Linked DNA regions of Homo sapiens: region 1 is linked to region 2. Evidence: chromatin loops called from intact Hi-C (ENCODE). Cell type or tissue: CD4-positive, alpha-beta T cell. All regions are shown on one strand. Each heading gives the region's core, and the rest is flanking DNA. Links, peaks and the distances in the headings are about the cores only.

Evidence for each region. Hi-C counts contacts between places; a loop is a spot of excess contacts. Peaks named below come from ENCODE experiments on the same cell type or tissue, not always from the same donor. Only the 100,000 strongest peaks of a DNase experiment are listed, where the experiment ranks them.
Region 1: it touches region 2 in a loop (7-fold over the local background); 2 of 110 quality-filtered maps call a loop at or near these places.

What each region holds. Positions count from the first base shown.
Region 1 is chr16:82,015,815-82,018,724 of GRCh38, forward strand. No RefSeq gene overlaps it. Among named protein-coding and RNA genes, the nearest start is that of SDR42E1, 5.8 kb to the left of the region's middle. In CD4-positive, alpha-beta T cell, for the core only: no CTCF peak of the experiment used is centred there; no DNase peak of the experiment used is centred there.
Region 2 is chr16:81,313,545-81,316,454 of GRCh38, forward strand. GAN (gigaxonin) reads left to right here and starts at 1,418. Exons shown (of 11, transcript NM_022041.4): 1 at 1,418-1,736. The coding sequence starts at 1,570. RefSeq lists an enhancer at 1,255-1,454 and silencers at 1,465-1,804, 1,945-2,004, 2,025-2,294. In CD4-positive, alpha-beta T cell, for the core only: no CTCF peak of the experiment used is centred there; DNase peaks (open chromatin) are centred at 1,337 and 2,227; H3K4me3 peaks cover 2,397 bases; H3K27ac peaks cover 353 bases.

The sequences.
Region 1 (2,910 bases), core at 168-2,667, 700 kb after region 2:
CAATTTTATTACATGTGTTGGCTTCTGTATTAAGCCACTATGTTTTGAGGGTTTTTTTTTATAGTAGTCTAGCCTTTATCCTAATACAAGATAGTAGAACAACATGTGCCAGGAAAGAAGGATGTATTCAAAGATGGAAGACTCTGAAGATGTATTCTTCTCACTGGTCTGTAAAGAATAACTTTATTAAATGATAGTCAGCATGTATTGGGCACCTGCTTTGTATCAAGCATCATGTTAAGTGCTGGGACAATGCAGTGAGAGTTAAGACAGACCTAGGTACTACAACTGCAGTGGTTATATTTATCATCCACTCTGTTGCATATACCCTATTGGTCTTCAGCAACCTGAATATAAAAGATACTTATTCCATAATGCCTGGATCCTCCAAGAGACATCTACTCCCAACCTGCTTCTTTTGAATCCTCTTCAAAAAATGATGCACAAACCCATTAATACTTCCTTCTTGGATGTGGGACCTCCCCTTACGAGGGATTGATGTGTCTCAGAATAGTCTCTGCAAGGAATCCTGGTGTGATTCAACTGCGAGAAATAACCACCATATCTTAGTTTCAGTTCTGCCAGAAACAGACCTTTAGACAAAGATTCAAGGACAAGTAGTTTATTTTGGAGGTGATCCCAGAAACTACCAGTAGGGGGGTGGAGATGTGAGACAGGGAAGGGAAGGAAATCAGTTATCGCTGAGGACAACCAAGCTTAATCCTGCTGGGGGCTTAATCGTTCCATAAAGTAAATCCTTCTGGAGAAACTCGGAAACGCAGTAAACACCCTTCTCAGTGTTATTCTACCTGCTGGCTGAGGTTGTTCACTATTTATTCACTAACACGTATTGGTTATTGGTTGAAAATATGCGTGGGGTGGATTTCTTCCCCATCACTTCCAGTTTCTCCATAACAAAAGCAACGCAAAACCATGCAGGTTCTAACATTTGGAGGTCCAGTAGGCATGCACAGATAAGTGTAGGGGAAAGGAAGTGGGGCACCACTGGAATAACTAATGTCATAACTACTGTCTTACTTGTAGGATAGCAATTCACTTGAAGTAATGAATGACTTCCCTTTTCTAATCTTTAGATTTAGAGGAAATAAAGTAAGGAGACTAGAAACATAGCCTTTAGAGACAGAGTGATGGAGATTTGGATCCTGGCTCTGCACGTTGGAGTACTGAGCTGATGAAACAAGACGGTGCCTGTATTCCCCATAGACACTTATTGGGCAATGTTAGCTGCTCTTGTTATAGCTCATATTCAAGATTACATGTGCAAAACTTGTACAGGAATGTTCAGAGCAACATTATTCATAATAGCCCCAAAGTGGAAACAACCCAAATATCCATCAACTGTTGAATGGATAAATAAAATGTGACATGTTCATGCAATAGAATATGATTCAGCCAGAAAAAGCAATGAAATCCTGATGCATGCTACAACACAGATGAACCATGAAAACATTCCACTCATGTTTTCCTTAGCCAGTTGCAGAAACAACTCATAAAAGGCCACATGTTGTATGATTTTACTTGCAGGCAATGTCCAGAATAGGCTAACCCACAGAGACAGAAAGCCGAATGGTGGTTGCTGAAAACTAGGGGATTTGGGGTGAAATGGGGAGTGACTGCTAATGGGTTACTTTTTAAAGTGAAATGTAATGATGGTTGCACAAGTCTGGAAAAGCCGCCGATTTGTTCCCTATTTTTTTTTTTTTTTTTTTTTTTAAAGATGGAGTCTCGCTCTTGTAGCCCAGGCTGGAGTACAATAGCGCCATCTCAGCTCACTGCAACCTACGCTTCACAGGCTCGAGCGATTCTCCTGCCTCAGCCTCCCAAGTAGCTGGGATTACAGGCGCCTACCACCACACCTGGCTAATTTTTGTATTTTTAGTAGAGACAAGGTTTCACCATGTTGCCCAGGGTGGTCTTGACCTCCCAACCTCAGGTGATCCACCCAACTCGGCCTCCCAAAGTGCTGGTATTACAGGTGTGAGCCACTGCACCTGGCCTGATTTGTACACTTTAAATTGGTAAATTGTATGATATGTGAATTATATATTAATAAGGCTATCCCAAAAGAGATTACACTTATGATAATGTCAATCTCATTCTAATTTCAATGCTGTTTGAATGGGAGAGGATGGCCTATCCCCTTGGACATGTCCATGGATGTGTGTCATAGGGGGAAACATCAATGTGACTAAAAATTGAGGAGCCACTGAATTAGAAAAATAAGCATGAGTCTCTTGTTTCACTATCTCAATATGACAGCTTTTCCCCTGGGACCCTCCTCTTGCCTTCATTTCTCTCAGGGCAATGCAAAAAAGTACAAACAAGGAGGAATATGAGGTTTGAATAATAAGTGGTTTTCAATTAGCTGCATTGAAAATTGAGAGTCGACTTGTATTAATTTTCACTATCAAATTACTTCATTTTGTCTCTCCCCTGACTGCTAGGGTAATTTTATGCCAGAATTATTTTAGTCATTCTAATTATGCATGCATCAATATTTAGTGGGTGTTTACCTAACCCACAGCACACCCAAATGTTTTTGCTCCCCCAGAGACCATGGGAGTGCAATATAATATTAATAGGCGGTGCGTGGTATGGAGATGAGGTTCCCTTTATTTCTCCTCCTTGTTTGTAAGGAACGTTCAGGTGGTGTTTCTTGGAAAGCAACGTGTGTGCTATTCGGATGCATCTACAAAACTAAAAGCAGTACTGTGGATGCTATGGGTTCATTATCTGATACTAAATGCAATTCTAGCACAGATGTTTCATTAGGGATTCAGTTATGTAAGACAAATTAAAATTTACCATTTCTTTAGAATTTCCTTTTTGCAAAAAAAACCCTGTCTGTCATGTGTTTGAATTTTTCTGTCACTGGCAGTATTTCTTCTC
Region 2 (2,910 bases), core at 101-2,600:
TGTTTTGAAGCAAATCCTAGACATCTTTATCATTGCATCCGGGAACACTGAGCTGCATTTACAGAAGAAAGTGGAAATGCATGTGTCTTCCACAGCCGTACCCTCCCCATCTATTCTGCCCTGAAAACAGTTAGATACTCGGATTCCTGCCAGTGACTCCAAAGCCTTGGCTGGTTCAGGGTAAATACCCAAGACTTTATTGGAGCCTTTCAGTTGGTTGAAGGACAGTGAAAATTCCATCCTGTCTTGCCTGGAATGCTAGCCACATTCTTCTGGTCCGGAGTCCTCATACAATTGCTAATTTTTTAGAGGCTTATGGAGTCCCTAACGTTTGCACAAAATGGTTGCTACATTCCACACTCCCATGTGCCCTGAGCAACCTCCAGGGAAACTTCAGATACCGTGGGGCTTGGCCTGCCAGCTGAGCTGACCCAGCGATCCTTTCTATCACAGCTTTGATCTTCACTGGGTTGGGAGCCTGTCTGAATCTAAACATCTGCCTCTCTACTGCCCACCCCTTCAGCATTTCCTAGCTCTCCCTGAAAGGTGCAAACATGCATGCAGTTACTCAAACAGAATATTTATCCTTAACTCCCTCTCCCTCACAATTTCTTTTAAAACAATCCACTATTGTCTACCCCCGCCCCCGCATCACCCTTTCATCCAGGTGCCCATTCCCTTCTCTCTAGTCCTGCAATACCTAAGCATCGATCTGCCTTTAGCACATCCATCCCCGCCTTATTCTCCACGCAGGAGCTGAGTGACCTGCACAAAATCCCCTGCTAAATACGGTACTTCCATGGTTCTTCACCACTGCAGAAACCAAACTCCTTCCCACACCAAGGAGGCCCTGCAAAATTTAAGGCCTCCTTCGGACTTCTCCAGCTTCATCTGCTACATCTCCTTCCTAGCCCGCAACCAAAACCATCTTTTCCGGGTCTGTTTTCTCGGGTTTTTGTCCTCTCACCTGGGCAGCTCCTTTTCTCTCATAAATAAAGAAAGCTACAGCGACTTCGCCCTTGCTTCCATGCATCATCTCATGAGTCCACAACAACACTAAGAATTCGCTTTCATTTTGCAGACGGAGAAACTGAGGATGGGCACCTTACCCATGGCCACAGAGCTAGTAAGTGGAACAGCTGCAACCAGGATTCAAACTCGCGGCTCCAGAGGCCACAGGCTTAACCACGGAATCCTAGCCCGCCCGCACATCCCTCCATCGCGGGAGCGACCTATCTCATCCGTAGACACCTTCCGCTGCACCCAGCCGCAGCTGGTCAGGCGGGCGGAGGAAGGAGGCTTCTGATTGGCCATCTCCAGCAGCGGAGGCGAGAAGGCGGGGAGCGACGGTGCGGGGGCGTCGCGGAGAAATGACTTCATGACGCGGCTTCTTAAAGGCGCCGGCCCAGCGCGCCGCGGATAGCACAGGCACGTCCCGGGGGCTCCAGCTTCTGCTCAGAGCGCGGAGAGCCGGGCCGGGCGGGCGCGCGCGCAGGACTCGGGCCGCTCGAGGGGTCCGGCCGGACGGTGTCGGGAGCCGGACCCGTCGGCAGAGGAGCGGGCGCCGCGATGGCTGAGGGCAGTGCCGTGTCTGACCCTCAGCACGCCGCGCGTCTGCTGCGAGCGCTCAGCTCTTTCCGCGAGGAGTCTCGCTTCTGCGACGCGCACCTGGTCCTCGACGGGGAGGAGATCCCGGTGCAGAAGAACATCCTGGCGGCGGCCAGCCCGTACATCAGGTGGGGAGGGGGCTACGGCGGGCGGGCGCGGCGGTGCTGCCCGGAGCCGGAGGCGGGGCGGCCGGGCCGGGCGTGGCCCCCAGACCCTGTCCCCTGTCCCCGGCGCCGGGGTCCCCGCGTCACCGTTGGCGCGGCGTCCCTCCCGGCAAGCGCCGGAACCCGGCCCCGCTGACCGCGTCCCCCAGGCGGCCTCTGTGGCTTCCAGGCCCGCGCTCCCCACTGGACCCCCGCGCCCCTTGGAGTTGTCCCCGGACCCGGGCCGCGATCCCCCGCCTTGTCCCTCCCGGTTCCCACCGCCGCGGCGAGCGCCCGACCTCGGAGACCCTGAGGCCCCCAGACGCCGTCCTGGGCCGGCCGGGACCCGCACCTGCGGGCTGGGCGAGGCCGCGCCGGGGAAGAGTCACCCCCTCGCCCAGGCCGGGCCCGCGGTCCCCGCTGAAGTTCGCCAGTCGCTCGCCTCTGAATCCACGCGCGGGGGCTGGGCCGGCGCCGCCAACCAGGCGGGGAGCGCCCTGCCCGCTGGGAGGCCAGACAGACAGCGCCTCGCTGGGTGCAGGCAGAGAAAACCCTCTCGATGTTCTCCTTGGGTTGGTAGTCCGAACCTCCGGGCGAAATTCTCCTTGCCAAACGTGTCTTTTCCGCTCCATTCTGGTAACTGTTTAAAAGAGGAGTTACACGTTGAAGTAAACTGTAGCGAATTCTCAGGATGCTGTTACAACCCGAGGACCGTGAGAGCCTTGCGACAAAGGGCATTTTAATACTTTAGTAAAGCAAAGCTTAACCTGATTTGCCAACTCAACTAACCAGGTTAATTAAAAGGTTGATAAGACAGTGCTTATACAAGTGTATCAGATCTTGCAGGAGACTATCTTTTCTTTTAGCAACCTTCTTGCAAACTAGGTTGCTGTTTTAATAAAAGGAAAGGGGGGAATGCTAAAAACTGGAGAAACTGACCAGTAAGCTGGTTAAATATAAGCTAGTGGTAGAGAATATCACTACAATTGACAGGTCAGAAAAAGCAAAATGATGTGTATTCTTAGCGCTTTGTCCCAGCAAAACCACCACGCACGCTACACTTTTAACCTTTGCATTGGGGAGATATCTGTGCTAAACTTAGAAGAAATTCAAGTGCCCTTGTAACTTCTGGTTTCTCTTGGATTTGTTTTGTGAATCC